Linked DNA regions of Mus musculus: all the other regions are linked to region 1. The links are chromatin loops, found by intact Hi-C in ENCODE. Cell type or tissue: heart. All regions are shown on one strand. Region 1 overlaps Tbc1d19 (TBC1 domain family, member 19). Region 2 overlaps Gm40305 (a long non-coding RNA gene). Region 3 overlaps Gm40305 (a long non-coding RNA gene). Region 4 has its middle 25 kb from the start of Gm30601.

Region 1 (8,000 bases):
AAGGAATGCTAAGATCAGAAATATTTTTCTCTAGGGAAAAGTATACCAGCTGGTTATCCAATATCACAGGGTCGGCTCTGCAAACATACACATACATATGGATGGAGTAGGTTGTATTTATAGATTTAGGAATACACACACACACAAATAACGACAGTTAAAAAGAAAGAGGACATGAATTTGAATGAAATAAGATGAGGTCTATTTGGGAAGGATTGGAGAGAGAAAAAGACAGGAGAGAATGTTATAATGATATGATAATCTCAAAAATTGTAAATAAAATCAGCATACACAAGGAGATAAGATTAAAATTATGTAATGGTTCAATAACTGTCTTAGGGTTTCTATTCCTGCACAAACATCATGACCAAGAAGAAAGTTGAGGAGGAAAGGGCTTATTTAGTTTACACGTCCACACTGCTGTTCATCACCAAGGAATTCAGGACTGGAACTCAAGCAGGTTAGGAAGCAGGAGCTGATGCAGAGGCTGTGGAAGGGTGTTTCTTACTGGCTTGCTTCCCCTACCTTGCTCAACCTGCTTTTTTATAGAACACCCACAAGGGAACCTCCCTCCTTGATCACTAATTGAGAAAATGCCTTACAGCTGGATCTTGTGGAGGAATTTCCCCAACTGAAGCTGATTTCTCTATGATAACTCCAGCCTGTGTCAAGTTGACACAAAACTAGCCAGTACAATAACATTTCACAACTTTATGGTTGTTTAGAGCCCAAGATTTTGCTTATTGGAAAATACCCATTATATTAAAATGCTAAAATTAAAATTTTTCCTCAGTAGATGCCAACATTATTTTGAATTGGATTTACTAGAATTTTTAAAGTTGTGGTTCAAAACAAAACAAAACATGAAGTTTGTCACCTTATCCATTCCTAAGTGTGCAACCAATGACAATGATTGTCAGTATTGACAACCTAATATCCATTTTTTTATCCTAGAAAGGAAATGTATTTCTCAGCATAGCAGTATCTGTGTAATACCAGCATTTACTCTCTTATAGTAAGTTAGTTACATTAATGTTCCTTACTGTTAAGTGCTAAGAACATGCCCATTGATGCAAAGGCAACTGCTCCTACTGCTAGGCATATATACTCCATCTCCACAGCCCCAGAGCCTCCTCTCTCAACTAAGTTCCAACTGTTGCCTCCCGCTCCCAGGGTACTCTTCCCCAGTTAGCCTCTCAGTAAGTTTCTCAGGCTCTTTCAGTGTTTGGTCAGAGGGCACTTCTCAGTAGCCACTTTCTTTTTTTTTTTTTTTTTTTTATCTGTTTTCATTTTAATTGACAAATCATAGGATATTCTCTGATCAAGTTTTTTCCCTTCCAGATCAACTTCCCACCCACCCAACTCTCTCATTCTCATTGTCTCCTTCCCTCCTTCTCTCTCTCTCCCTCTCCCTCTCCCTTTCTCTCTCTCTCCCCCCTTTCTCTCCAAAACCAAACAAATCTGAAGTGACAATTAAAACAAAATTAAGCAGTGAAAACACTAGGCACACATGCTCAAAACAGAACCCATAAAAACACAAAATCAGAAGCCATGATATACAAGCTAAAGAGCAGAAGGACAAAAACAAAAAAAAACAAACAAAATAACAAAATAAAACAAAAACTGGAACAAACAAAGCAACATTAGACAAAGAAAATCTACAAAAATATGATTAAGTTTGTTTTGTGTTGGACATATACTGCTGGGCAGAGGGTCTACCCTTAAGTAGTATTAACATAGCCTGTGAGACTCCACTGGAGAAAGATAATGTTTCTTGGTAAGTGGCTATCGATTGGAGATAATTTCTTAGGAATGGGAGCTTTGTTCACTTCCCCCTTTCCACACTAAGATCCTGTTTTGCTTGATCCAGTGTTTAGATCTTTATCTTCTATTTATATCTAAGCTCTTAGAAAAACTATAAACACAGTTTGGAACCAGTATCTATTGATAGATTAATGAGCTAAATGTAGTAGGGTTGTCCCAGAGAGTTACTTTGTGCAATATGGAGGCTGCTATTCTCATAGCTTGAACTTATAGACTGCCAGGCCCTTCTCTGGGCCTCCTTTATCTTGCTCCATGCTTGCTACTTAATGCACCAGTTGATGTCATCACTTAGCACACTTGCTGTCTGTCACTTCCCTTCAGAGCTTTGTGTTTGTGTCTTTCTTTTGATGTACCCCTACTTCACCCTGAGGTTTGTGCTTCGTGTAGTAAGAGCGAAAGAAGGGAGCCAACTGATTTTTAGAAATCTGTGGATGTCCTCCAAAGAGTATTTCAGAGTGATAAGAATAACTTAAAAGGACGGCATGTTGAACAAGTGTAGGTCATAATTATAAAGTTCTATAAAGGTAAATAGAGAACAGTGGGGATTATTCAAAAATCCAGTGCTGGAGTATTTTCCAGAAATGGAGATATATAAAGTTTTAAGTTGAAGAAGCATGACGGTTGAGCATTATAAATATACAAATCCTAAATTAAATATATTAAGAGCCAAGAATAACGGAATATAGAGAATTAATAGCAATGTAGTAATAACTGTAGAGAACATTTTAATCGTGTGATATCCCAGGTGCTACTCTAAACACTTCCCATATACCAATTAATCCCCACAATACACTTTGATTGAAGCATTATTACATTCACCTTGCATATGAGAACACAGATACTTAGAAGTGCAGGCACTGGCCCTTGTCATTCAGTTAATAAACTGTGGAGCTCCAGTTTAAAGTCCAGCAAAATGTCTAGATGGACAAGTGCCCTGGCACAATGGGTTCTAATCCACTCCCCATTCTGTGCCCATCCCCTCTGCCTCCCACCCCACCCCAGTTTTTGTGGTATTTTTATAGACTCCTGGGTCTTCTAAATGTCCCTTCATCTTCCTAGGACTGGACTCCTGCCCTCAAATTTAAGGCTAGTGTCAGCAATTCAGTTTCTTCTATTGGGAAGCCCTGGTCCTGACTGTACCCTCTCTGTTTTAGCTCTTGATAGAGTTGCATGTGCCTTTGCTGGCTGGGACAGCCAGCTTCTACTTGTATTGGGAAAACCTTTCCTTTGCTGATGCCATCCTTATTAAGAATGGAGACCTCTCCTCATTCTTGGCATGCCCAGCTATGAACTGCACACCAATTAAGTCTGCTTTCAGTTTCATAGACCCCTCTGTGCTTGTGTGTGATTGCCCATGGGTACCTCAATGTAGTCTCATCTGTTAAGTTTCTCACATGTGATTTTCATTTCCAGATAAAACATAGGATAATTAGCACATAGTTAGCATTTTTTTGTTTGCTGCTTCAAAGTCTGGGGAGCAAATAGGGAAATGTATGAGAACGGGCAGCCTTCACATGGAGTCCCTCTGAGAACATTTAACGAAGGAGTGCCAATAGAGGGCGCTCTTCCCATTGCAAAGCCCAGCACTGACCTGAGCAGGTCTCCTCCAGCGCCACCTCCTTATTAAATTAAAATTAATTGAATTAGCATCAGTTGTTGGGTTGCAGTGCTCACTGTTGATTTTTCCAATGTCATGTTCAGGTGTTACTTTGCTTTTCACGGGATACGTCTGTACTGGGCCACTTTGCATACAACAGTGCTTCACCGCCGAAGTCATACATCAGAGGTAACATTTAAATAATTCTAAAGAGAAATTATTGAAGACTTTCATGATCATTCCAAGAACATTTGAATATTTTATATTGGTATTTCCAATTTTAAGTTGAAAATTATTTCTAATTTCTCTGCAGTCCTAATTACTGCCTTTCCTTTCAATGTCAGCACCCAGGCAGATCACAGAACCCTCTCCTGAAGTGACAGAGATTGCATTTCCATTGTCTTTTTGGTTCTTGACATCTCCTGCCTCCTCTGTCCCATTTGTGCCAAACCTGTTGTTTTCTTCTTCTTGCTACCCATAGCCATAGATTTATCTTTTCAGATTTTCTTAACTTTCTTTTAGTAAGTTGGTCTTTGAATTCTAGTTGGGCTACACTTAAACATTACGGTGTGGTAGATGTGCTACATTACCCCTTTATTCTATTCTTGTGGTCTCTCTACTGCGAGCTGCCTCAGCATGCCCCTGTACTATTCCAGTGTGCTGTCCTCCCCTGAAGACTGAGCTAGCCTCAGCCCTTCTCTTCACTGGGCAGTCAATACCGCACACTAAAATCCCTTTGCCCTGCTGTGCTTGTGTGATGCCATTCTGCTGCTTCTATGAAGAATAAACATTTCTTCAGGATTTTATCCCTGCCTGCTTGGTGTACCTCTTGCCCTAGGACAGCCCAGTTTTCTTGTGTTGGAATCAGGCTCTTCCCCCCAATAAGGGGCTGCTTTGCTTCTGAAATGAATACATAAAAATTGCTTTTCTTTTTATCTAAGGAGGTTATTGGGCTAAGGAAATGGCTCAGTGGATAAAGTGCCTGTGGTGCAAACCTGAGAGCCTGGCTTTGGTTCCCCAGTGAAGCCAGGCAGAGCACCGTGCCTATAGCCCTAGCACTGGGCCCAGATGCTCACTAGCTGGCCAGCCTAGCTAAATTGTCAAAGAACAAGGTAGAGGGTGAGCTAGGAAGACAGCTGGCTTTGCTCTCTGGCCTCTACATGCATACACACACACACACACACACACACACACACACACACACACAAATATACGTACCCTACACACACCCTTCCATCTCATCCTGCACACAGAGTGATCATAAAATTTAATTGCCTAATGACCTAAACACCATCTTAACCTAGCTTTCTTTCCTTCCCTGATAATCTCACAATGTGCTATATTCGTAGTAGCCTTAGTGCACGAAGAGCTTCATATTCCATTACCACAAATTATAGGCCCTTGGTGGACCAGCCTATATGTCATGTCTACCAGTCTACCATCAGTTTCCCTCCCTTGACACAGAAACCCTTAAAGCCCATTTAACGAAGTCAGCAAATGTATTGCATTATTTGTGGTTTGGTCTGCATTGTAACCACTGGGTGGGTGGGGGCTGTGCCCTGTGTTTGCTGTGCAGTGTCTCAGTGCTGCTGCTGTGCTCAGTTGGGGGTCTCTTTCTCATCATTCCCTTCTTTCCTCACACAAAGACCAGCTCAGCGTGTCTCCACCTTAGCCTAAGATAGCCCCACTTTTTATTTTTATTCCTGGTTTCTCTCTTACACCCACTTAAAGAGAACCTTAATAATACATTTTAATTTAAATCCCAGTGCAAGAATGGATGTCTTTTTAATAACTCAGGGTTCTTAAGAATCCTGTTAAGGTGGAAGCCAGCGGTCTTGGTTAGGGTTTCCGTTGCTGCGATGAGACACCATGAGACACCATGACAAAGCAGCACGGTGAGGAAGGAGGGAGCCCTCTAGGGCTCATCTGCCTTATACTTCCATATCACCGCTCATCACTGAGGGAAGTCAGGCTAGGAACTCACACAGGGCAGGAACCTAGCGCCAGGACTGATGCACAGGCCATGGAGGGGTGCCCACTACTGGCTTGCTCCATGGCTTGCAGGGCCTGCTTTCTTATAGAACGCAGGACCACCAGCCCAGGGTTATCTCCACCCACAATCGGCTAGGCCTTCCCCCACTGATTGGTAAGGCTTGTCTACTTACACTCTGGTCACCATTTTTTCAGTTGATGCTCCTTTCAGACGACTCTAGCTTGGTAGGGTGATATGACATTATGAAGTGATTCAGTGGGAGATGGGAAGAGTGAGAAGCTGCGGAACAGTACAGACGGAGCTTTTATAGAGCATTCTGTTTTAAGTGGTTACCCTTTTTCTCTAATCATATCAACTCTGTTGGGAGTCAGGATATGGTTAATTTTTAACTCTTCAGCATATTTTCTAAAAACATAAGCTAATAGGATATGGCAAGACTTCAGACTTGCTTTAAGAAACAGGATTGTTAAATTTAGAAAAATAACTTTATGCTTATAAATTATTCTCCAGTACTTAAGACCATTTGAAAACATTGTCTAATCAATATTATTGAGTTTAATTGTTAAAAGGCTTTGCTGGTATCAGACAACTGGCTGACAGATTTTCAACTAATTCCATATCCTGAAATGAAATGAAGTTGAACTATGGTTATTTTAAAAATTCCATTCATTATCCGCTACTTATTTGGACATTCACAGAATGTTGCTTTTTGAAACTTTACTGAGTGTATGGCTTTCCCTTACAGGAAAACTAGGATTAGAAGAATATGCTGTTTTCTATCCGCCCAATGGTGAGTGATGCTTCTGCTTCCTCTGGAGGGAAATGGAAAAGTAACAGCTTTTGTACTGGGGATGTAACTTTCTCATTCTGTCCTGAAAATGAACACAAATCATCATCTAAAATAACCCTTCCTCCTGGGAAAGGTGGATTTTAGTGCCTTGCTCTATGTTTGTGTAGTTTAATGCCAAATTGTGCACATCTCCAGCTCTACTTAGGATCAATAGAAGATTTGTGAGAAGCTGAGTCAGCGTAAATGCCCACCTCTAAGACATGCGGTTTTCCTTGAGGAACACTAAGCAGTTCAACTAGAACCTTCTCGTTGTGTCATTGGCACAGCACAGGAGTGGGGGGAACAGACTGCCCTGTGTTGCAGTTAGTGTCTTTATAGGTGGCCAGTGTGGCATTTATTAAGTAGGGAGATTGTGAAGAAAATCCTTGACTTGCTGAGAAGTGATATGACCCTGTCTTTACTCTTAGGCATTCACTGTACAGGTCTTTTAGTGTGCTTACACAGGCAGCAGATAACACCCTTGTCCTGATGGTATTAATCCACACCCGGTACAACTTTTGCTTTAAAGGAGTTAAGAACTTGGGCATTGTAACTCAGTGGATCTGGGTTCAGATCCAAGCTCTGTCAATTTACCCCCTGCCCTCGGTAAGTTACACAGCTTCCCTGACCTTGAGTTTCATTAACTTAGCATGTGAATAATGATCACATGAGGCATGTTATGAGACTCCAGAACAGGGCTTCACTTTGAGTCCAGGAAGTGCAGCCATGATGATGGTGTTTAGCAGTATTGGGCAGTCTGAGAGCCGGGTGTGTCCTGCCTGCTCCGGCTCTAATTATAAAAATTTCTCTCTAGTTCTAACCTCTTCCACGATTACCTCAAACCTAATGTGGCCCAACTGGGCATATATATTTTCCTGTGCCCCTCAAGAGAAAAACAAAATAGCAAGCAGACAACCTGTCTCAGTCAGCTGCCATTTTCCTCTACCCAGTCACTCAAGCCCTGAACCCTGGAAGTCATGATAGAGTTGTAGATGGTGCAGGCTTGCTCCACCCCATCTATGTCTTGTGCCTTTTGCTTTCTTTTGGGGTCGTCTTTTTCTCACCCTTACCTACCATCTGATCTTGCCGTAGCCCGTGTGGGTGTAATGACCAACTACATTGGTGCGTCCTCCCTATCTTTTCTAGTTTTCTGGGTTTGCCTCTGTCGTTCTCAGTTCTACATCCAAAATGAAAACCGGAAAATTTCCATTTTTCTTAAAGTTCCTTAGTGCTGCTGGAAAGTTTAATGCCCAGGCTTCTCAGTGTGACATGCACAGGGGGACCCCTGGAGTCTCACCGGTGCCATACAGTCTACTACTACCTAGCTTCATAAATCACCATCTCCCACCTCACTGTTTAAATTTAACATCAATATCCAACTATTCTCCCTGAGCCACAGACACTGACACCGGCACTGTGTTACCTCATTGGCCTTATCTGCAGACTTAGCCAAATCCCAGTTTGGGAATGGATGCTACTAATATCTTACAGCACACAGAACAACCTCATAACAAAATGAGGGAAGGCTCTTGAAAACAATAATAAAAATATATTCCTTTAAATCTCTTTGCAAGCATAAAGTTGATAACTTTTTATCATCTATATTAATTAAATAAATTTAAAGTGCTACTAACCACATATCTACTTAGAACATAAATTTAGATAGAAGTGGAAAAACTCATTAAAATTTTATTTTAAATATGACCTCTGGATTCACATTTAGATGCTGTTTTTATTGTAGTGGTTTGGACAATTTT
Region 2 (8,000 bases), 76 kb after region 1:
CATGCCACTTGTCTGGCCAGTTCATTTGGTCCTATCCACATGTAGTGCCATTCATTCAAGGCACAAAAAGCACCCAGCTGCTGCAGCACCCCTCCCTGCCCCATCTCCTTCTCGCCTCTGTTCTCTTCCCATACTGCTTGACCTCCCCTGGTGAACCCTGTATTTGGTGTGGCAAGCTATGGGTTGAGGGCATTTTTCAACAAAACTATCAGGTGGACAGGGGTGATGCAGACCAAAACAAATGGTCACATTTGGTTTTTACCGAACTTCTACTCCATTCCTGGCACCATTGATTTCATTCCGTGCTTATTATACCCTGAGAGTGACCATTCACTCCAATTTGGTGATGGGGAAACTGAGTTATAGGGGCTTGATCAACTTCCCCAAGGTTGTGCAGTGAACAAGGGCTCACAAGCCAGCTGCTGATGCCAGGTGCCATCACCCAAGAGCCCGCTGGTGACAGTAGGGCAGATGTCATAGCACTGCAAGAAGCATCCTCACACTGTGAAGGCTCTGAAATGATCCCTCTAAGGATGCTTATCACTTCTGTTGTGTTTCTTGACATACATAGTGTGACTTTCTGGGCAGTGCTCTATCAGAAACCTATATTGAAACAAAAGATGGTGACATGAGTCACTGTGACATATATGCCATTCCTGGGTCCACCCTATCAAGCTGTGTAAGCTTTCACAAGATAACCCTGATCTGTCTGGCTGTGAAATGCTAGCATATGTGCAGTTGGGACTCAACAATTTGATTTGCGTCAGCCTCCTTCTCCCCGTAGAGACTGGTGTGAACTTCTGGCTAATGAGGTAAGATGTTCTCACCTTAGGTCCCATTTAGAGTCTCACATTAACTCTGGTCATTGTCAAATTAAGAAATTTAAGGCTAAGCATGATCTGTGGAAATCAAGCATTTGATTTCTGGCTGCAAATAATTTATAATTCATAAATTGATAATAATTTATAATCTGAACTATTATAAAGATATTAGGGTGACCTGAATGACTCACTCATTGCCCAGTAGCAATCCCTTTCTGTCTGTTGGGAACACATGATGTTCTGAAGTGAACACTTGACTTTGATTGCGAAGGCAGATAAGGTTCAGGCCCTGGCTCAGTAGAGAATGGCTATCAACACCTTCTCTGCCCGTATGATCCAGCTATGTTGAGGCCAGTGAAGACTGAGTGATTAAAAACCCACAGACAGAAGGTGCTGTTGAGTAACTTGGTGCATTCATGAAGTTGTGTTTTCTGGCACATGTCTGGAGATGGGGAGGTTACAAAGACACACTCTAGTGTGAAAGAAGGGCATTGCCAACTGTCTTCCCCGTCTCTCCCTCCTCAGTGCCCCAGGAGATGCTTCTCTTGGACCAAGCATGTCCTGGGGCTTCCTTGTCCTCTGGCTCTTAGTACCCAAGGCTGAGGAACTGGACAAGAAAAGGCACAGAGTGTTTTTTTGCCTTCAGCTTCCTGCCACCCAAGCTGTAACTTGGCAGCGCTGCAGTTTTCTATCTAAGTGACACCCTTATTGAGCAACCTCTTTCTCTTGACTCCAGTGCAGTGCTCACCTTTGTGCACCAAGTAGGTTAACTGGGAGGTGATGCTGGGAAGGATGGTGCAGGGGAGTGGGGAGGTGGGTTAGGAGAAAGGAGGGTAACATCACAAGGCATACAGATGGGCATGAATTTGCGTAGAGGAGCAGCCGGGCTCAGAGCTCTGGAAAACAGGACCAGCCGCAGAGTTGCCCCACCTGAGTAGGGAGAAGGTGGGGCACCGCCTCTTCCGATGGGGCAGCATAGCAGCAGCAGCTGACTGGCCTCCCACTGGTGTTAACGTAAGGGGCACCCCCTGTTCCTTGTGGCTCTGCCAGCCTACCCACACCTCCGTGAATCTTCCCTTCATCACATTCTCTTCCGTCATCCCCTGAAGTGTAACCACGTCTTTCCTTCCCTGACTCATTACAATAGTGAAGATCCTAAACCCTCCATGAGCTCCTGTCTGCAGAACCAGATATGTAGCAGACGCTCAGGTCCTGCCCACATCCCTATCACCAGCCAAGGCTTCTTCAAGCATCTATGATGGTCTGAGGGGGTTTTCTCCTGAGTGTGTCACACAGGGCAGGCCCAAAAGAACAGCTTTCAATGGAAAGTGGAGGGGACCTGGTGAGTGATTCCTGGGCCATTTTGATTCTGGCGAGGATGAGTCCAAAGCACTTCTACAGTTCTCCAGAGGTCTGACTTGAGCTCCTCACAGCAACAAGCTACTTGCTGGTATATCTTGAGTTGCCAGCCCTCCTGATCCTGAATCACTTCCTGACCTACCGCTACCCCCCACTCCACTAGCCATGTCTGTAGTGACACAACAAATACCTAACACATACTAATGAAGAAATGAAAGCATGTTTAGCCCTGAGTTTTTGAGGCTCAAATCGATGCTTGGGCAACCCAATTATTTTGAGCCTCTACTGAAGTTTCCAGACATAGATAGCAGGAGATCATGACAGCATGTCAGTGAGCCAGAAAAAGAAGAAAAGAATGAGGTTTCACAGCCCACACCTTCAACGACTTAAGGACCTCCCACGAGGCACTGCTTCTTAAAGGCCCACAGCACCTCCCAGGGATGTTATATACCTTTGCATAAGGAAGGTGCACACCCAAACCATAGCAGGCACGGCTCTGACAGCTTGTCCCAGGATCACTTCCTAATGAAACCACCTGCCTAGGACACTCTGTCTCAGACTGTGCTGTGTGAGAACTCAAACCAAGAAGCCTCCGGCCTGAATGACAGCCCCTTCCAAACAGGCCCCACAGGAATCTTAAACTGACTGAATTCCTTTGCAAGGGCCATTAAAACCCTTGATGCTCAAGGCCTCTGTTCACAGTCCGTTCCCCCTCCCCTTCCCCAGAACCCTCTGATTTGCCTTCTTTCTATCCACCAGCCACACTCAATTATAGGCAGTTCTTGGAACACTGTCTGCTCGTCAAGTTTCTGGCCCTCTGCCATGCTGTTCTCTCTGCTGGGAATAGCCTTCACCCACCCGCCATACATTCATCTGCCTCTCACTCGTCTTAAAGGTTTCTGTCTTCCCTGACCACCTTTCAACAATCAGACACCAAAACTGAGAGGTGTGAATCCTGTTTTGATGGTGCCCGTTTTTCTTCCACTGGATTGTAAACTCCTGAATACAGAAACTTCCTTATTTATCCACAAATTCCCAACACAGCATTGTACACACAGGGCAGTTTTTGTTTTTGTTTTGAATAAGTGCTTGATTGATAGATAAAACAATCTAGTAAATAAAAAAAACCATTTAATTCTGTAGAAGGAATAAAAGGGTCCTGCTTAAGGAATAAAATACAGTGGATATTCTGAGGAAATTGTAAACTACTTCGTGGGTTGATGGCGTGGGAAGATGACAGCAGTTACTTCCTAAGGAAGAGACAAGCAATGATTTTTTTTTTTGAAGGTCACGAAGGAGGTGAAAGCTAAGTAGAAAGACTGGAGGAGGTGTAGAGGAACAGGGAAAGGAAGTCTCCAGTGACAAGGACCCTGAGGACATTTCTAGGCCAACCTGAGAATGAAGTGAGCCAGGCCAGCAAGAGAGAAGATGCTGTACTGAGCTTCTGGACCAGTGGGGCACACAAGTGGGGTGTGTCGTTGACCACATAGAGTTCCAAGGCCATGACTTCATTCATTGTTTAGACTGCTGCCCCTCCCCCAGCCCTGCCATCTTTCCTTCCTTCCTCAGCTTCCTCTGCTACTGGGCGAGGCTTCCTGTTAAGTCCTTCTGAGAACTGGAGTTTTCAGAGCTTTACAGAGTGAGGACGCTTGCCAGTGGAACTGCTACCAAAGGTCCTCGTTGACTTCCAAGAAGCCATAGCTGGCTAAGTCACAGAGGTACTAGTTCCACACCTCAGAGGGTGAAGACCCAGAGGTGCCCTCTTCACTTTCGGGGTGTGCTTTCCAGAGCATTCACAGCTACTCAGGAAAAGGGCAGCTCCACCTTTCTGTTCCCAAAGCCAAACCCTCACCACCAGGACGCTGGCTCTAAAAGAACCCTTGGTGACTCATTTCCAGGACAGAGGCCTGTTATAAAGTGAAGTATCCCATTCTTCTATCTTTTGACTCATACATTTTGAAAACTTTAGAAGGTAAATTCTCATTTTTATAGAATTCAGGAATGGATAAAATTCTGTCTATGTAAAAAACGGTTAGTAAAATAAGCGTTTAGAATGGCCAGCATTCAGGAAGATGGCCACAAAAGACTACACAGTCCTAGAAGGTTCAAACACTGCTCAAACATCCCTCACCCCCAATCCCAGCATCCTAAAAGCTCTAAAGCCAATTTACGGGACAACTTTAGCATCAAAATTCACGTGGCAGCAAACACTGACCTGAAATAATGGGACTTTATTTAGAGTCAATATTTATCTCCAAGTAATTATTTTTACATATCTGTTGTAACCAAAATACCAGTGTGTTTTATTACAGGGTTTTACCTCTATACCCTGATGAGAAGATAACAGAAACTTTAAGTACACTGTTAGACATTGTATCATTCTAGAATTAAAAAAAATACTCTGAATTCCAGAACAGGTAAGACACACAACAGATTAATGGGCTGAGTCTATATATAGTATTTTCAAATTAATTATAGCAGTAGACATTTTTTAGGATGTTGCAGTTTTATGAAAGTTGGAGGATGGTTAGCCATGCATGACCACATCTGATTGTCCAGGGTCCTCTCTAGCTCCTTCTGCATCTGTACTCTATCACTTTGCTCTCAATAGGAGTTGATGAATCTGCGCTCAAGCCCTTGAAGTGCACTGGGCTGGGTTCAAGAGACATGCCTTTAAAGACTGGCTGCCTTTGGAGAGTCACTTCGTGTTCTAGTCCATAGTTGTCCTATCTGGAAGAAGAGGCCAGTCTTGCCTTTTTCAGAGCATGCTGCAATGACGAAGCCGATGGGTATATGTGAAAATGCCCTAGAAACTATAAAGGAATGCGAAAGCTCTAAAGGAAAGCCCACTCTGCAGTTATCCCAGATAGCCTACTCTGACTCTAAAGGGGAATAAGCATTGTTTAAAGCCAAGTGTACTGACACTCTGTGCTGAAACCCAAGTGGTCAACAAGATGACTGGGATGCCCAGCTGGGCTTCAGGAGGGCTTCACTGCTTTGTGCTTGCCCATTTGGAGATGCTGTGGTCCTTGGATGCCTGTGTTAGTTTCCCTCGCCCTCTTGGGTGTGTCTGAGACAGCAGCTTTGCTGCTTTGGCTTTCGAATCCCTCACAGCGTGTTAGCATCTGGCCTTGCTTCCCTTCCACACTCTGGGCTGTGTTTAGACTGCACTGTCTGCTTTCAAGTCACGGGCTTCCCAACGCCCAGACATTTCACAGTCCCCTCTACTTGAATCACGTAAGTCTGGCCCTCGGGTCCAAGCAGTGCATGGGTGTGTCTCACACAAGAGAACAATCAACAAGATTAAGTTACTTTTGAGTTCCTAATTGATTTTCCAGAACTCCCTCTTCCTATCACAAAATACAGCTTTCTGAGCAGTGTGGTCTAATGCTGCAAGGTGTGGAGGTGGATGAGATTTAGGAAAGCAGATACATTCTGGAAATAAAAGGGCTTTCACATGTAAATGAATAATTGACATGCTTCGCCTCCCAATAACATTTATTGTTTGCAGTCACCAAACCCAATGCCAAGACAGATTTTTGTGTTTTAGGCTACAAAATTTGGAGAGTTGCTCAAATTCTTTTCATCCCTGGAGTTTTGTTTATATTGAATGTGATGTATTGAAAGAATTTTTTTTACCATGTTTTGGCATTATTTTGAAATACAAATTAGATAAGGCTAATTGTAATAATTGTTTTTAGTTATTATGACTCGGTATAGTTTCCTTGATTCTTGTTAATGTGTAGTTATACCTTTTATTTAAAAAAAAATCTATCTCTTTCCTTGCTTACTTGATGTGGTTTTATTTGTTTGTTTCTTCTTCAAGACAAACTCTTTCTATATATCTCTGGTTGGCCTGGTATTTACTATGTAGTCCAGGTTACATTTAAATTCAGGACAGTCCTTCTGCCTCATCTTTCCAAGGAGTTTATGGTCCTTAAGGAAGAGAAGACATGACTCTCCTCTGTAGTATATATAGAAACCTGTTATTACTTGGACTTGATATTATCCCTTTTTCCAAGGACTCTCCATGTGAATTAAACAGAGCTGATCAGGATCCATGGTACTTTTATCCAGGTTAAGCCCACTTTTTTTTTTTTCAAAAGTTAAGTAGATAATTACATTAGATGTTGTGGGGTCATGTACTTTAGTTAAAACTTGCTAACTAACTCCACAGTACAAAAGTAGCCAGTCACGGGCACCAGGGAAGTCAGCACCTGGGCATGACTGTGTTCTAGTAAAACCTCGTCTACAAAGGCAGGTGTTGTGCTAGAGTTATCCAGAAGCTAGTAGCTTGTTTGTTTTAATAAAGCACTCATTGCATTGTGCTATAATTAGCTTCAAGTTGCTGGTCTTCTCCATAAACCCTTGTGTTTCTTCTAGTAAAGACTCCTCGGTCAATTATTTTCAAAAAAAGAATATTCAATCACTGACTAACTCATCAGAAAAAAAAAATAACTGTTTTAAGCAAAAGTCAGTAGTTGATAGTGATACAGGTGAGGGAAACTAATGAGAAACGGGGTATTTATTAATCTCCAAATACTAATAACTTCCCACTACACACCTATTGACTGCAAAGAAGAAACCAATTTTGCAAAGCCACTATAGGACTGAATCCCCCCAAACAAGTGATCAAAGCTATTTATTTACTTGACAATGATAAAAACTGACCCTAGTACATATGGGACTGCGATTTCTTTGCTAAAGCTAAGTACTCTGGATCCAATCAGAAAAACCACCAAGCAACCACAGGCTGAGAACACTGAAGATAATGTTAGACCCATTCTCTCTGCAAGTACCCATGATATGAAAAATAAGCATTGGGGGACTGGGCCAGAATGGAAAAGAACAGGCTAGAAAACACAGATTCATGCATCTAAGATTCTATGCTTATAAAGGACATTAGTGAAAAACTTGCCAAAATCTAGAATAGACCTATTGACTGAAAAACATGTATCAAAGTTAATGTCCAGACTTTGACCATTAGTCATATTTTGTTGTTGTTTTCAGCACAGTGATACACCACCAAAGTGACTAATCCTTTTAGCTTGCCTGGGATAGTGACACTTCCTGATACAGGACTTTGGAGGACTTGCCACGTAAATGGCAATGGGCTTCTCAAAAGGTTCAGAAGCAAGATGTGTGATATGTATCTGCAAGGGGGTAAAACAAAGTTAGTAAATGTTAACACTTGATACATAGTAAAATAGCCATACTATTTCAGTAGCTTTTCCATATCTGAAATTATACTAAAAATAAAAGCAGGAAGGAAAAGAGTTCAATACTCTGTCAAGAAACGTCCTCCGAAGCCAATAAAAATATGCTCTTTGCATCACGGCCCTCAGCAGCCATAAAAAGAGCCACATTGTGTCTCATTCTTGCAAAGCCAAGCATCGCTCAAATACCACAGATCCTCCACCCCACAAGCCACACCCCTGCATCATCCGAGCTCAAATGAGAGGGGCTTCTATCAGAAGACCATATTTTGAGACCTCAAAGTAAGAGATTAGTCAGAATATGATTGACAGTCAACTATTAGTTAACCACTGATTGTATGTTGGTCACTTTTTCTTCGGAGAAAAACACTCAAGTTTCACTACCGCCACCATGTAGAGAGTGTTAATAGTCTTCTTGAAGGGAAGAAGGGGGTGGAAACACGTCATTAGGAAGTTACATCAGTTGGCCAAGGATACACGGCTGCAGAGCAAACAGGGTGAGATCTCAAACCAGCTGGAAATAATGGAAGACAGCACAAATGGCCACCACTGGGGACAGCGAAACCTGCTGTTTGTCCTTCCCTGGAGTTGCATAGCAAGGAAC
Region 3 (8,000 bases), 61 kb after region 1:
CCTAGAGCATGCCCGGAAGTTCCGTTCTGTAGGAGGCAGCAGAGTCTAGGGCAGGTGATCACTGCCTTTGAGAAGCAAGCACCTTAGAAGTGAAAGTGCTCACTGTTCACAAAGCCTGAGTGGGCAGAGCATGGATACCCTTCAGGGAAGCTCTAAAGATTTGAGCCAATTAATCCATTTTGTGGGAGGGAAGAAGACCTGCCCTTCTTTCTTATTTTCTCTCCTCTTCCTCCTCTTCCTCCTCCTCCTCCTCTTCCTCTCCCTCCTCCTCCTCCAGTAGGGTTTCTTTGTGTAGCCCTGGCTGTCCTGGAACTTGCTCTGTAGACCAGGCTAGCCTTGAACTCAGAGATGCACCTGCCTCTACCTCTCCTGGGAATAAAGCCATGTTCCACTATGCTCAGCCAGGTTCCGCCTTTTCAATCAGACACATTGTTTTAAGAACCTTGAGTATTTGTTGACCTAGTCTCAACTTCTCATTTTGCCCACAATATACTCCTCACAGTGATTTGTCCACCAGCACATACCCTGTCCACGCCAGAGGAGAGTCCCGGGTTCTTCTACTCCCCTGACCCCACGAGACACATTCTGATCATGACTTCTTGCCATGAGCCCCACCCTCCTTCTAGCTAACCTCCCTCTGCATAGGCCCCACCTACCTGTCAGGACAGCTCCAGATTAAAGGGACATCTCTTGGTGATATGCATGATTGCTAAAGCTGGTGCTTAATTATCTGACACTGTCAATGTGGGGAGAATTGGCAAGCTCTGGCCCAGGTGGCTGCCTACTTGAAAAAGAGCATCAAGAAAATAAACTGGAACAAGAGTTTGGGGTCTCCCTCTCGTTCATTTGGATGACCAGTTGTCATCTTAAAATGATTGGCTGAATTCTTACCCTAGCTCTAATGACAGAGGCCCGTATGGAGACTGACTTCTTGGGCCGGGACCCAGCTCACTGACGCATCACTGACAAACTTTTAGGCAAGTTTCTCACTCTTCTGTACTTTGGTTTTCCTATGCGTGAACACTAAGAATCTGCCATTGGCAGAGACTGGCAAGTGATAATTAGGACATTCATGCCACACCACCACACTGGGTCCTCCCAGTCCGGCTTTCCTTACAGTTAAGGTTGCTGTGTAGATAGATTCTCTTGCCAATGGAATGTGATCCTCCACTCTCTCTACCACCTGCTGGTCAAGGGTGTGTCCGACCCAGGGAGCCTTGGAAAGGGATGGAGCTACCATAATGTGAAAGAGCCTAGGCCCAAGCTGTCACATGGAAAGCTGACTGCCAAACATTTCCACTGAACACCTACTAAAAAACAAACAAACAAAAACGTTAAAAACAAATTAATAAAATAAAAACAAAAAAGTATTACGTTAAAAGGCTTAGCATTTAGGGTGAATTTTTATAAAGGATATCATGCCTTAAAAGGTTGTTGGTAGTCTTAAATAAATTAACATAGGAATGCCTCTAGAACAATTCCTGGGGCATAAATAAGTGTTCTATATGTAGATGTGTTATTGTGAAGTATGGCTAGATAAATAAAATGAGAAAGACCAAAATAGAGAGAGATAGAGAGTTTGCGAAGATAGTTGCCCACAGTCTTATTTCATAAATCACTCTGTGTTTGTGTCTGTGTGTATACATATTTAATACACATTAAATATGTATATAGCTGTAAAGTTTACATTTGGGAACAAAAGATGAAGTTATAGAAAAGTATGTTGGCTCATTCATGAATTAGTATTATTTGTTAATATAGTTTCATGGTCCTTACAGAAAAGCAAGTTCCTTCAGAGAGATCTACTTTTAGAAGAGGCAGATAGAACATTCATTCTCAACCAAATATAGTGTTTATGCAGAAATAATTTCTCTTTTTTTCTCCTAAATAATCATCGACATACTTGCCTATGTGGGGATGAGTGAGCACAGGAAGCTGGACTTCTGGAGAGTGATGCTTCTGCAGCAGATGCTGGGGTTCCCTTGTAGTATCATCTTTTTGTCCCCATGAACAAAGAGTAGTCCCGGAGTCATCTAGTCTTTTCTTCCTCACCAGGAAGATGTGTCCAACCTCCCACATGTCCTCCTTGCTCCCTAGTACATCCCCAGGTCCTTCTTTATTATCACTTTCCTCTTGCCACACTCCCTGCTTCTCAGAGAATCCCAGGCTATTCTAGAAAAGGGTCCAAATGGCAGAGCAGAACAAGCCAGTGACATTCATTCTTTACTGATGGTCTCAGCTCCTTAGAGTACCATATTTTTATGGGTACTTGCTATGGACTATGAAATAATGTAGTGAATAAAGCAGGTAACAAATCTCTCTGGAGCTTACATTTTGATGAAAGAAACTAGAGAATAGGTAAGTGAAGTCATGGCATATTAAATGTGATAAATATAAGTGGAAAGCAGGTCAGGGGAGTGTAGTGGCTTTAGAATGCAATTGGAAGAGGGCATTTTAAGCCAGGTGGTGAAGACTCATGGAAAAGTAGCATTTATGCCAAGGCTAGAGAAAGTGATGGGGCAGGCAGACGAGAAGTTAGGAGGAACACAGAGTGAGGCCTTTGGGAGCTTCAGAGGGAGGTTACCTTTGACTTTGAGCAAGGAGAAAGTCATGGAGGACCTGACATACATATCGAAAGAATCATACCGGTTGCTAGGTGGAGGACAGCCAAACACAGGCCAAGCACAAAGCCAGGAGACCAAGACAGGAATCTTGGCAAGAGATGATAGAGTACGGTGATGTGGGCCAGACTGAGGGTGGCATGAGTGCAAATCCTGCATATATTTGAGGATAGAGCCAGAAAATTTTGAGGCTGATTGGAGGTGGGAGCTCAAGAGTAAAATAGAAATAAAAAATGACTCCATAGGTTGAAGCCTAAAAATATGAAAGCCTTGTTGTGACTTAATGAGACAGAGCAGAAGCGGGCTTACCAAGGGAGGGTGAGTCTCCTTTCTGGGTCTTAAGTCTGAGATGCATGTTCCCCATCCAAATGGGGATACAAGTATGCAATGAGAATTCAGGGGAAAGGTCCAGGCAGAGAAATAAATTTGGAAGATGTCCGCATATAGATGGAATTTCAAGTTGGGAAGCTATTTGGGATCATAGGTCAGAACACATGGATAGTACAGACATCAGAAAAGCAATTCCTCCCCATAGTAACGGGTCTGGAAGATGAGAAGGACACACAAAAGAGACCAACCAGAGAAGGGGTGGCTACTGGGAGGGATACCTGGCAGAATGTAGGGTTCTGGGAGCCAAGTGAAGAAAAGTGCTTCCAGAAGAGGTCAACAGCCAACTGAGGGCTGAAAATGGACCACTGGAATTAGAAACATGGAATCTTCTAGACACTTAACCAGAGAAAATAGAAGCCAAGACTGACATGAGTGGGCTGGAGAAAGATCAGGATAAGGAGAAGTGGAGACAGAAAACTCAGACACAACCTGTTCCATGAGGGATACTATAATAAAATCAACTCACCAAGGCATGGCTGGAAAGAAACACTGGGCCAATAGGGTGTTTCCTTCAAGCAAGAAAACGTGTATCATAATCACATGTATTGACAAAAACTGCCAGACATGATAGTACATTTTCTATAAGTGTGTGTTCTTTTTGTTCTGAGGACTGTCTTAATTTGTGAGTAATCTGATTCCTGCTAATCATTTAGTAAAAATTAATCTGCAGGAAGAAATTCTGTGTTTGTCCCATTTCCCTGCAAACACTGGACAGGATATGTAGGCCTTGTCTGAGAAGCTGAGTTTAGATCAAGCCTGTCGGTTGCCCGAGCTTTCTTGGCCTCCAGCCCACAGCACAGCTGTTCGACTGATGCTCCCTCTCCTCAACGCAGGCCAGGCCTGACTAGATTCATGTAGCCTCCTGCCTTTCCAGGAAAAGAGACCCACGAAGAAGGTGACGCTGCAACAATAACGAACAATCTTATCTTTCTCCTTTAGAAAGTTCAAACTCTAGCAAGTTCTCAGATGAAAAATACTTGGACTTTTTTTAAAAAAAAACTTTTTTATTTCTAATCCTTAATGCCAACATTAAACAATCAAAGGACATGGGCAACTAAGTCATGTGGAAGATGGAGTGGTGATTGTCCAGCTGAGACTGGGACGGTGAGGATACAAATAGAAGGGCCACATAGTAACATCTAAACTGTGTGTGTGTATGGGGGGGGGGTGACTTGACTCTCATAGACAGATCATGTTTTCTTGATACCATGTGTGGTGGTTGAATGAAAATGGCCCCCGTAGGTCTATAGTGGGTGGCACTATTACATACAGGGTGTGGCCTTGTTGGAGGAAGTATGTCACTGGGGGTGGGCTTTGAGGTTTCATAAGTTCAAGCCAGACTCAATCTCTCTCTCTCTCTCTCTCTCTCTCTCTCTCTCTCTCTCTCTCTCTTCCTGCTGTCTGAAGATCTGGATGTAGAACTCTCAGCTACCCCTCCAGCTCCATGTCTCTCTGCCGTAATGATACTGGACTAAACCTTTGAACTGTAAGCGGGCCCCAATGACACATTTTCTTTTATAAGAGTTGGCATGGTCGTGGTGTCTCTTCACAGTAATAGAAACCCTAACTAAGACACCATGTTTCCTGTGTTTGTCAGAATTCAGCTTATGAGTTAGGGCACACATTCAGGCCCACTAAACAAAGGTGAACATTTACTCTTATAACAAGGATGCTCAAACAGAATTAATCACCTCCAGGCATACTGATCAATGGTACAACTGATGTCATTAAGGATGTCAAGAAGAGATTTTCTCTCTCCTCCTGTGCATTTTCATGGCTCTTAGATGCCTTTCTACAGGCAATAAAGGCTGGCAACCTCTGGCAGCTCTTAATAATCTTAGGTCATATCATCTGAAATCCCAAGGCAAAAGCAGCCTCCTTCTAAATCGCTCTTATTAAAACCTTGGAGGATGATTGATTGGCCCATTTTGGGTCATCTTGAGTTCCTGAGTCAATCACTGGCCAACTGGATAGAGAATGATGACTAGCTAGGCCTGAGTCATAGCCTGTACTTGGATGGAGATGAGGTCACAGGGAAGCAGGTGTCCTAAAGGGAAAATTAATACTCACTTGCCAAAGAGAGTGGAGCAGCCTGCTGCAGGAGCAACTGGAATGTGGTGTGTGGCTCCAGTCAGAGGCCAATTTTCTTATAAAGGAAAGGTTCTTGCTTTCCTGAAGGATTCTTGCTGCTGTATGCACTCACTGATAAGTGGATATTAGCCCAGAAGCTCAGAATACCCAAGATACAATTCACAAAACACATGAAACTCAAGAAGAAGGAAGACCGAAGTGTGGATGCTTCGGTCCTTCTTAGAAGGGGGAACAAAATACCCATGGAAGGAGTTACAGAGACATAGTGTGAAGCAGAGACTGAAGGAAAGGCCATCCAGAGACTGTCCTACCTGGGGGATCCATGCCATATACAATCACCAAACCTAGACTCTATTGTGGATGCCAACAAGAGCTTGTTGACAGGAGACTGATATAGCTGTCTCCTAAGAGGCTCTGCCATTGCCTGACAAATACAGAGGTGGATAATCTCAGCCAACCATTGCACTAAGCACAGAGTCCCCAATGAAAGAACTAGAGAAAGGACCCAAGGAGCTGAAGGGGTTTGGAGCCCCATAGTGGGAACAACAATATGACCTAACCAGTACCCTGAGAGCTCCTGGGACTAAACCACCAACCAAAGAAAGCACATGGTGGAACTCATGGTGGAACTCAGCATATCTAGCTGCATATGTAGCAGAGCATGGCCTAGTTGGTCATCAATGGGAGGAGAGGCCTTTGGTCCTGTAAAGCTTATATGCCCCAGTATAGGAGAATGCCAGGGCCAAGAAGCAGGAATGGGTGGGTTGGTGAGCAGGAATAGGGGGTTTTCGGAGGGGAAACTAGGGAAGGGGATAACATTTGAAATGTAAATAAGGAAAATATCTAATAAAAAGATAAAAAAAGAAATAATTATCACCCCACTTAATATTTATCCATTAAAATATGAATATTTTGATGATTGTTTTTAAAAGATCACCCAGGGAGTGAAGGTGGAGGGAAGAGACTGGCAGAGCACTGAAGTTCTTCCTTGGTGAAGCTTTCAATTTTGAAATAGAACTTTTAAAAAGAAAAAAAAAGATTAAATTAATAAAGATGAAAAATTTAAAAGGCCATATAATAAATAGTAAATCCATCACACGTTCAAGTGTTTGAAAAGCTTACTAAATAGATTAGAAGATCTTCATAGAGGGTAAAAGAAATCACTAAGAGTTATGAATATAACTCAATGGTACATTTGATCAGAATGTGTAAGACCCTAGATCAACTCCCAACACACCCTCCCAAAAAAAGAAGTATTAAAAAAGAAAGAGTAAAGCACAAAAGCTTAGAAATAAGAGGCACAATTACATACGTGAAAGAAACTGAGAGTCGCAAAATGCCTTAAGTATTAATATTTCAAAATATATAGCATGCATATTCTATAAGTGACATGTAAAAATATCAAAAATCTAGAAACTCTAAGCATGAGTTCCTCTAGAGGATCTGGAAAGGATGATGTCAACACTGGAAGGTTTTATGACCAGACAGTTTCACAGTCGAGTGTTTAACTGTTCAAAATCGATGGCTAAAATGTAACCTGGATAACTCTGGGCCACAGAGAAACCTAAGTTCTGTAATACAATATTAGAATTATCAAAAATTAAATGAGAAAATAAATCACCCAACAAGAGTCTAGCAGTTAATCAAGAGTGGTAAGTAAAAGATAGCAGTTACATATTTGGGGTTACCTCAGATCAGAAAAATCTGTCACCATGGTTCATTATTACAACAATCTCCCGGGGATGTGTTTTTTTGGTTATAAACATCAAATAAACTAATTTAAAATGGTGATTCTCAACCTTCCTAATGCTGTGACCCCTTAATACAGTTCCTCATGTTGTGGTGACCCCCAACCACAAAATTATTTTCATTGCTAATCCATAACTGTAATTTGGCTACTGTTCTGAATCGTAATGTAAATATCTGATATGCAGGATATCTGATAAACAACCCCAGTGAAAAGGTCATGGCACCCACAAAGGGGTCACAACTCACAGGTTGAGAATCACTAATTTAATGCACTATATTATTACTCTGTGTGATTCTGTGGCCTGGATGAACTCAGATGAGGAATTCTCATCCATGTAGTGTTACTGTGTGACTTACATAATGGTCGCTGAATGGGACAAAACAGCTTCTTATCATTCATAGACTAGCCCAATCTTTCCTCCAACACTGTACAGGATTCTGAGTGCAGACCTCTTCCAAGAGCACCAGTTCTATTGTGCAATTGCTTATCCGGCTCTGATTGCATCATGCCTGCCCATGTCCAGTTGGCTAGAGTCAGATGCGTGTGTGAAATCGATGTGGGAAAGAAGAGCCCAAAGAGGCAGGAAACATATGCAAGTACAGTTGATTTAGTAACAGTCTACCACAATCAGCATACCATACATTTGATGCACTGTACAAGCAATTTGAAATGAACATCTAAAATAGGTGTGGGAGAGAAGAACAAACGCTTCTATTGAATCACAGGAAACCCCAAGGTTCAGTTCCTCTATGCCTTTAAAGCAACAACCTCTCAGCTTCGTATTAAACCAAAATAACAATAACTAGACTTGCCTCCATTGAAGCCAGGAGCCTGAAAATGAAGTTACAAGTATTATTAGTACTTGTTCTTGGAATCTAACAAATTCATTAAAATAGAATATGAAATAACAGTTGTGACCATTGAAATAAGATGTCTATGCTGAGAATGTAGTTATGTGCTTCGAGAACACTATGGTTAGGTTCTGCAGAGATGGCTCAATGGTTACGCGCATCGACTACTCTAAAGCCAAGTTCAGATCCCAGCACTTACGTAGCAGTTCACAGCCACCTGTATTTCCAGTGTCAGGTGATCTGATGCCATCTTATGACTTCTGTGGACACTAGGCACACATGTGGTGCATAATCACA
Region 4 (8,000 bases), 97 kb after region 1:
CCCCACCCCCCACCCCCGTTTCATCTCTGAGCAAACAAGGCCATTGGCAAATGCAAATGTCCTTGTTTGACCAGGACTTAGGGACAGTGCCCTCAACACCTCAGCAAAACTTTAACCAGCAATCCCCAGATTGTATCAGTTCGTTACGTTTGTTCATCTATCCATTTGTTTACTTTAACAGTGTGAAGATTGAGTCTAGGGGTTGACTATGCTAGGCAAGCACTCTACCACCAAGCTATGTTCACAGCCTTTATGGTAATTTAACTGAACTTATTTATTTTATTTTGTGAACATACTCCGGCTGGCCTGGAACTTGATGCCTAAACACAGACTGACCTCAAGATTCTCCTGCCTCAGCTTTCTCAGTGCAGGGATTGCAGTCCCACACTGGCAGACCTCGGTCTCCTCTTCTCTTGCGTTTGATTAGTGATCTTTCAGTGCATTTGTTGCTTTGAATGTGTGTGACATCTGACTTCTGCAGAGCAGACATTTCTCCCAAACTAACTTCCACCACACACCATAGACGCCATTAGGTTAGGTGTCGGCCTCAGAGAACTCTCAAGTTGTTCAGTATTTGCATATATCTGGGTTGTTATCCAATGGTGGCCTCTACCATCATCTACAGCTGGGCATCCCTGCATCACCCCATGTAGCATCTTCGATTTCCGTGCTCTCAAAAGTTTTCGTTGGGTGCCTAAGATTGCAGAGAACTGGAACTACTTCATTCTTAAAACCACTTAAGATGTCAGATTTATACAGCACAGTGATCACTTCTGAAGTAACTTTGCACAGATGCTGGGGATAACCTGGTCTAACTTTTGACTCCCACAGTTCCCTCCTCAAATTGGCCTGCTTGATTGCCTTTGTTAATGTCGTTTGTGGTGCTGGGATGGAACTCAGGGCCTCCTACATGCTCGAAAAGTATTCTACCACTGAGCTACCTTCTCAATCTCCACCCAGGGCTTAGCCTTCGAAGACTTCCTTCACCAAGCAGTAACCTTCAAGGACAGGTTAGCCTACACCTCTGTGAACTTGGTATGTACACCTGCCCATTTTAGGCCCAAAGAAGACATCATTTTGTCTATGCAGGTGCCCAAAGGGTCTATAGGCCATCACAGTTTAAGGATAGCTTCTTCTATAGTTATTTTAATGATTTACTATTGGGATACATAGGCAAAAAAGCTATATGTCACAAAGAGAGCAATGGAACCTTTACCTAAGTTTCTTTTGAGAACAAAAATAAATGCTGACAAGAGACTACCGCACCCTAGATGCTCTTCTTTCATTCTTGCCTTCAAAAGTAAGCACAGGCCTGGTAGAGCATGAGACGTCATCCCCTCTGGGATAAGGATTAGATGATCAAGACTCTCATCTTTTCAGGTCAAGCTGTCTCTAGTGAAACTACACAGGTCTTCCCTTGTAGTGAAAAGGTAGTTTTAGCTAATATGTAGGCCTAGAGGCTTTTCCATAAAACTTGATTTACACAAGTGAATGTGGAAGACCCTATTTTGTCCTTGCACTAGTAGCTGAACTCTGTCCTCAAAGTTTAAAGGAGTTATTGAGTAAGAACACCAAGTTTCACGTGTCTGTTACCACTACAGCATGGACGGATTTCAAGCATCTTCAGAGGCACAAAATGCCTGGTCCATCGTGTTGATGGCGGATGTGTTGAAATGAAGGCAAATTTCAGCAGTGACTTCTACGTCTTGGACAAGGTTGTGTGACATTAACACTCAACAGTAGAAATAAAGAACTTCATAGGCTTGACTCTCTCAAGGCACAAGCTAAATATAACACTGGGTTCTTTAAGCCGTGACTTATCTTTCTGTGCAACTCAAGGAAATCAGATTATTGGCAAGTGAGTGCTGTAAGACTCTCTTCTCACCCCAAGGCCTCATTCCAGTTGGGAAACCCCTCCCTTTTCCTCCACAGGTAGGGCTCTGCTTTTTTTTTTTTTTTTTTTAGAAACCTGATAACCTCAGAACAACAGGCTCAGGCCCTGCATGGGCAAGCAGGTGGTGCCTGCTGGGCTCAGGCTGTTGCTTGTCAAAGGAGAGAGAAAGAGAGAGAGAGAGAGAGAGAGAGAGAGAGAGAGAGAGAGATCCTTGAAGTCTACCATTGCTTTTCTTCTGGAGGCCAACCATCATTCTTCATCACACACACACGCACACACACACACACACAAACACACATTTGAAATCAGTAGATATTTATATTTTACCTCCTTGGTCAATAAACAATAGTGGAAGTCTGTTTTTTAAACTTTTTATATGTATGTATGTATGTATGTATGTATGTATGTATGTATTTATGTATGTATGAGGAAATGGGGAAAAGAAAAAGGCCTGGCACCAGAGAAGCCAAAAGCTAGGGAAAATTAGTCAAAACCAAAATGATCTTCTAGATTAAAACACTCCACTCAATATAGTGAGTTCTGAGAGTCAGGTGAGGAAAACCAACCATCTGTAAGCAAGGATGGGCTTCATCTTTCTGGGAACCAGGACTAGTCACATGAACGTGAATGATACGTTATTCAGGGACAAGGCCAAAGAAATCGGGGTACAGTCATGGCATGACTCAGCAGGAAGGAAAGGGTTTCCCCCTTCTTTTTTTATTTCCCAAGAGCCATGTTCATCAAGATATTATTGTGGATGGAAAGCACCCATTTTCAGTGTATAGCCATACAAGTTTTGACAGAGTTATTAAATCATATTTCCCTCATACCCCTTTGCAGTTGGCTGTTCTGGCCACTCCCAGGCCCTGGCAACTGCTATTCTTCTCGGTTTGCCTTTTCCAGAAGGCTCGGCACTCATAAGCATACCGAGTAGCAGAAGACGTAAGGATCTAACCTCCAAGCGCAGCTTTTCGAGATCAAACGGCAAGTTAAAGCAGATGGCGCCGTTGGCAAAGAACTGTTTAAAAGTGCCATAGATAATGGAAGTGTGTAGGTGTGTAACTTTATACTAGATGCTGTCAATCATTCTGCTGTCGACTGGTGGCCAGGCAAGTGCTTTCCCAGACCCCTTTTGACAGCAAGCCCCGTATTCTGCTTTTATTCACCATCGTCACTGGACACACCATATTTACCAATTCCACATGTGCAAAACTAAACTTGTATCTGTGGCTTCGTTCCTTGTCGTGAGCAGAACAAGAAGCTCCGGAGACCTGTGGCTGTTTGTTTATTGTGAGTGGCAAAAGAGACTTTTCAGATGTTAGTCAAGGATCTTGAAATGAGAAAATGATCCTGGAGTATGTGTGTGGACCCAATGCCATCATGGAGTCCTTGCAAGAGCTTAAGCAGGGTCAGAGAGAGGAATTTAGTGGTGGCTTTGAAGGTTGACGAGGCACCAAGAGCAAAGGGATTCTGGTGGGCTGGAGAAGCTGGAGGAGGCAAGAAAATGACCTCTGTGCTAGAGGCTCCCAGAGAAGTGCAGCCTTCATGGTATTATAGTTCAGCCAGTGAGACCCACACAGACTTCTGACATCAAGACTGATGAGGTTGTACGTTTGGATGGTTATGAGTTCCAGAGTTTGTGACAATACACTCTCCAAATATCATTCTCGTGTATTTTTCCCTCATAGGGGAGCTATTTCTGTCCAAGAAAGTTTTCAAGGCAAAGCTCCTGGATGACCGGTCTTTGACTGCCTACACCCTACATCCTCATCTCAACTCTATTTTCCAAACACCCCATGAAGGATACTCATTTATTCCCAAAGCTAGGACCTCTTCTCAGACCCTATTCTGGCTTTCTCTGACAACTTCCTAGTTGGTCCCCTCACTCTCTTCAGTGTATTCTCTCCATCAGAGTCAACACAAATTTCCTAAAAATTGAATATCAGATTATGTCATATCCTGTCCTAACAATCTTCTTGACAGCTTCCCATTGTACCCAATACCTTCATTGACTTGCAAGCCAGACCTTTCTAGGGCTCTCCCTGCTTTCTCAAGCCCTCTTTCTCCTATTACGCTGTTTCTCTTCTCCCCATACCCATACACATTCTCTTTCCTGAATAGAGATGCGCTCTCTCTCTCTCTCTCTCTCTCTCTCTCTCTCTTTCTCTCTCTCTCTCTCTCTCTGCCATGTGTGGTCCTTGATATATGCCCTTCTTTCTATGGAAAACATTTTTTCCCTGGCCTTTATCTATTTGGCTTTAGATTTTAGCCTCCTCTGGAAGTACTCCCCAACCTTTCTTGTGTGGAATCTGATGCTTTCACCTCCTCTATTTTGGTGCTCAGCAAACTATCCTGTGATCATACGTCAAACTGTGTCTTCTCCAACCACACCTTCAAAATCCATGAAACTTTGGAGGGATGGAAGCCAAGCTTGCCCCACAGATATATTTTCAGCACAGATCACTCACAGAACGGGGAGTGGAGTAGCTTTTCAACAAATCAACTTAAAATCTTGTCAAAGGATGCTTAGGTTCACAACTCAAAAAAGAGAGGGGTTTCCTTTGGCTGGCAGTGTGGGAGGGAACAGGAAGAGGTGAGGCGGCGTCGGGAGACACTTGAGGAAGCATGTGCTATTTGTGTTGGCCCTGCTCCCTCCTATCCTTCTGCTGGGTGGAGGTGGGGATGGGTGTCTGAAAACTCTAGTTCCTATATTCCATTGTCAGCCGTGTCCAGAACGGAATCTGAGAGCTCAGGAAGAGCTCTGGCTTTGAGATACCGTGCTGGCAGCTGCTTGATTGGCTCAGGGGTGCGGCCTCTAGACTTGGGCAGCCCAAGCAGGGTGACAGACAGTACAGGCCCACTCCAGGTAGCACCTCTCTGTCTCACTTAGAATTGACAAGCAGCAGGTGTGAATTCAAAGCCTTCAACCTATGCATGCCCAGGCCCAGCCTCCTTTTTGTTCCTCAGCCCTCTCTCTCTACTCTCCATCTTTCAACCATCCTGAAAATGATTGCCTACCTATAGCAAGTTTCCTTGCTTCGAAACTTGTACAGTAGTTTCTATGCTCCTACATAGACCCAGCCTGATACTCCCATCAGAGACAGGGCAAGGGCAGAGAGAGAAAAGGATTCCATACACTAGATCACCACAAACAGATTTCCCATTATTAAGTGTTTGGAAGGGGGTTTGGCAAGCACAAAATCTTTCAATTTGGCCAGAGCATGGAGGCTGAAGAGAAGTATAATAAAAAGCTACAGAAGCAGAAAAGGTCTGTGTTACAGAAAGAGTCAAACTACTGGTAGAAAAGTTTGTGCTGGTTTTGGCTAACACTGGAGATTCACCGGGGTCTTGAATTACACGCTAAGATTGGAAATGCGCATGAGAAGATATTTCTGATTGTGGTTAAATGTCAGGAAAGAAGAAAAGGGATACAGACGACTATCAGAAACTGGTATTCAAAGGCTATGGCACTTTGCTGGGTGTAATAAGTAGAAGGGAAAACCCGAGACGACGCCACAATTCTCCCCATTTAACTGGATGGTGGGGGTCATTCGGTGATGTCAGGAAGGCTGAATGGAAATGACTGGGGAGTTGTGCAAGGCAGAAAAGGCATCTGTAGTCAGCACTTTAAGTCTCTATTCATGTGATCTCATTTGATTTGAATTCCAATTTCTCAGCTCTTTCCACTAGTTGGCAAAGAGGTTAACTCTACATACCACAGTCTGATAATCATAGGCAGAGAAGAAAGATCCAAGATGCAACAGTCGATGAGATCACCAAGGGTGAGAATAGAAAAGTCACACCTACTAGGGGAGGGGAGGCAAGGGGAGAGAAGACATGTCGAGGGCAAGAGAATGGTCAGTTAGAAAGGCTGGTTAGCACAAAGACGGTTCACATAAAGACCCACACAGCACTGCACTGTGTATAAAGAAAGGAAGAGAGATCGTGAAACAAGCAAGTAAACAAACAACAATAACAACAACAACAATAACAACAAAAACCCCAAGAATTGCCAACACTGTATGTTCTATAAGATGTTAAGTTTATTGATGTTTAGGAAACACACACACACACACACACACACACATGGTTACTTCAGTTATTTAATAGAGACAGAGCCCATATTTCTTAGGGCTCAAAATCATCCAAGTAGGAAGGAAGGTAAGGAGGACGGCCTCCCTCTTCCCCCTGTTGGTTTCTTTCCCTTGCCCACCACCGGTTCCCTCAGAAGACTCACTTACACATTCCATGATACCACCTTGTATAGGCCTAGGCCAGGCCAACTGCTATCTTATTTATATGGACCTAGATTACTGACCTGTAAGCTTGAACTTCAGTGAACACAGAGTCTGTGGGACTATCTACAGTTTATTGGGTGTGCTAAAGTTATGGATTAACATCGAAGACTGGTGTTCCCAGTGCCAGATACGATCTCAAAGTTCTGAAGGAATTCTAGCATTTACTAAGTGAAGGTGGTGGTGGCCCGACTTCATAACATAAGAAAACACCAGAGCAAAAGAGTCGTCGCCCCCCCCCCCCCGCCACACACACACACACACACACACACACACACTTTTCCTCATGCAACTTTGTGCTGTATATTTTTACAGCCCCTTGAAGCTGTAGAAGTACACTGACAGGTATCACAAGTACTGAGCTCCGAATACATCAAAGACTGCAGAGGAACTCTGTAGACCAAAGTCCTCTGTTGGCCACAGAAGCGAGAGAGGGCTTCTTCTCTTTGACAAACTTGATGAAGCAGAGTTAAATCAGATGACTTTATAAGGATTCCAGAACCCAACCTAAACCACATCTCAGGATCCTTTCACAGATCAGAGCCTTCCCAGTAGCTTCTAGAAAGAAGAATGAAGCCCTCATACTTCTGCTAAGGTCCACTTAATCTGCTAAGGTCTAACATCTACTTAATCAAATCGAACTTCATAAAATGCAGAGCCGGCTAAATCCAAATCTAAATATGTTCATAATGAAATATCAGCTTTTTCAATTTCATTCTTACGAACAAACAAGCCTGTTAAACATCCAAACATCGGTGCAGTAGGTGGAAACAGATGTCATCGTTTATTTAAAGATTAGTGTATCCAACAATGAAGTGTGTGTGTGTGTGGGGGGGGGGGGGTAGATGTTGCCTGTTCATCATAGCATCTTAGGAATTGAGTAGTTTTATTTCAGAAAATAAAATTGGGCTGTCTTATTGTTTCCTGGGATTTTACAGTATCTTCCAGATCATGTAATTCTGTTTTGTTTCTGTAGTATAAGCAGGTCTGTCTTAAAACTTCCCATAAAATAATTCCATGTTCCATGGATAAAATAAAACTGCCTGAATTAGTCTCGTTCTTGCTTGAGTTTTCTAACCACTAACAGCAGCCGCAATAAATACAGTCAGCCTTCTATGTCTTCTCATTATCATCCCAGCCATAGACTCAGCCGAGCATCAAAGATGCTTGGGAAAAACAAAGCATGTATAGAGTACCAACTTCTGTTCACATTATTCCAGAAACAGTATGTCAGAGCCACTAATTTGCATAGCATTTGCATTACATCAGCGAGTAAGAGTAAGTTAAAGATAACCTAAAGAATTTAGAAAGATGAGAGTACATCAGGTGGAAATATGACAGAGTTTTATGTAGAGGACTTGAATATCCAATAGATTGATAGATTTGCATGTGACACTTCACAGTGAATAGTTTAAAAAAAAAACCCAGTTAATTTCCACTTCCGGTCTGGAATTGATATTCTTTTTTTTTTTTTGGGGGGGGGGATCCAATCTATTTTATTTTTTTTTCCCATTTTTTATTAGGTATTTAGCTCATTTACATTTCCAATGCTATACCAAAAGTCCCCCATATCCACCCACCCCCACTCCCCTGCCCACCCACTCCCCCTTTTTGGCCCTGGTGTTCCCCTGTACTGGGGCATATAAAGTTTGCAAGTCCAATGGGCCTCTCTTTCCAGTGATGGCCGACTAGGCCATCTTTTGATATATATGCAGCTAGAGTCAAGAGCTCCGGGGTACTGGTTAGTTCATAATGTTGTTCCACCTATAGGGTTGCAGATCCCTTTAGCTCCTTGGCTACTTTCTCTAGCT

The links. A loop is a pair of places that touch in the nucleus more often than their neighbours do. Peaks named below come from ENCODE experiments on the same cell type or tissue, not always from the same donor. Only the 100,000 strongest peaks of a DNase experiment are listed, where the experiment ranks them.
Region 2: it touches region 1 in a loop (4-fold over the local background); 6 of 42 quality-filtered maps call a loop at or near these places.
Region 3: a loop joins it to region 1, with 2.9 times the contacts of the local background. A loop is called at or near these places in 6 of 42 quality-filtered maps.
Region 4: a loop joins it to region 1, with 4 times the contacts of the local background. A loop is called at or near these places in 2 of 42 quality-filtered maps.

The regions. Positions count from the first base shown.
Region 1 is chr5:53,868,728-53,876,727 of GRCm38, forward strand. It overlaps Tbc1d19 (TBC1 domain family, member 19), which reads left to right. Exons shown (of 21, transcript NM_144517.4): 14 at 3,526-3,610; 15 at 6,160-6,204. Among named protein-coding and RNA genes, the nearest start is that of Gm40305, 55 kb to the right of the region's middle. In heart, a CTCF peak has its summit at 3,391 (motif pointing right); no DNase peak of the experiment used is centred here.
Region 2 is chr5:53,945,024-53,953,023 of GRCm38, forward strand. Gm40305 (a long non-coding RNA gene) reads left to right here. Exons shown (of 3, transcript XR_868426.1): 3 at 4,792-5,970. Among named protein-coding and RNA genes, the nearest start is that of Gm40305, 21 kb to the left of the region's middle. In heart, a CTCF peak has its summit at 7,923; DNase peaks (open chromatin) are centred at 2,978, 3,718 and 5,378; H3K27ac peaks cover 676 bases; H3K27me3 peaks cover 378 bases.
Region 3 is chr5:53,930,032-53,938,031 of GRCm38, forward strand. It overlaps Gm40305 (a long non-coding RNA gene), which reads left to right. Exons shown (of 3, transcript XR_868426.1): 2 at 4,419-4,497. Among named protein-coding and RNA genes, the nearest start is that of Gm40305, 6.5 kb to the left of the region's middle. In heart, a CTCF peak has its summit at 32; DNase peaks (open chromatin) are centred at 3,820 and 7,350; H3K27me3 peaks cover 710 bases.
Region 4 is chr5:53,965,774-53,973,773 of GRCm38, forward strand. No RefSeq gene overlaps it. Among named protein-coding and RNA genes, the nearest start is that of Gm30601, 25 kb to the right of the region's middle. In heart, no CTCF peak of the experiment used is centred here; a DNase peak (open chromatin) is centred at 4,588.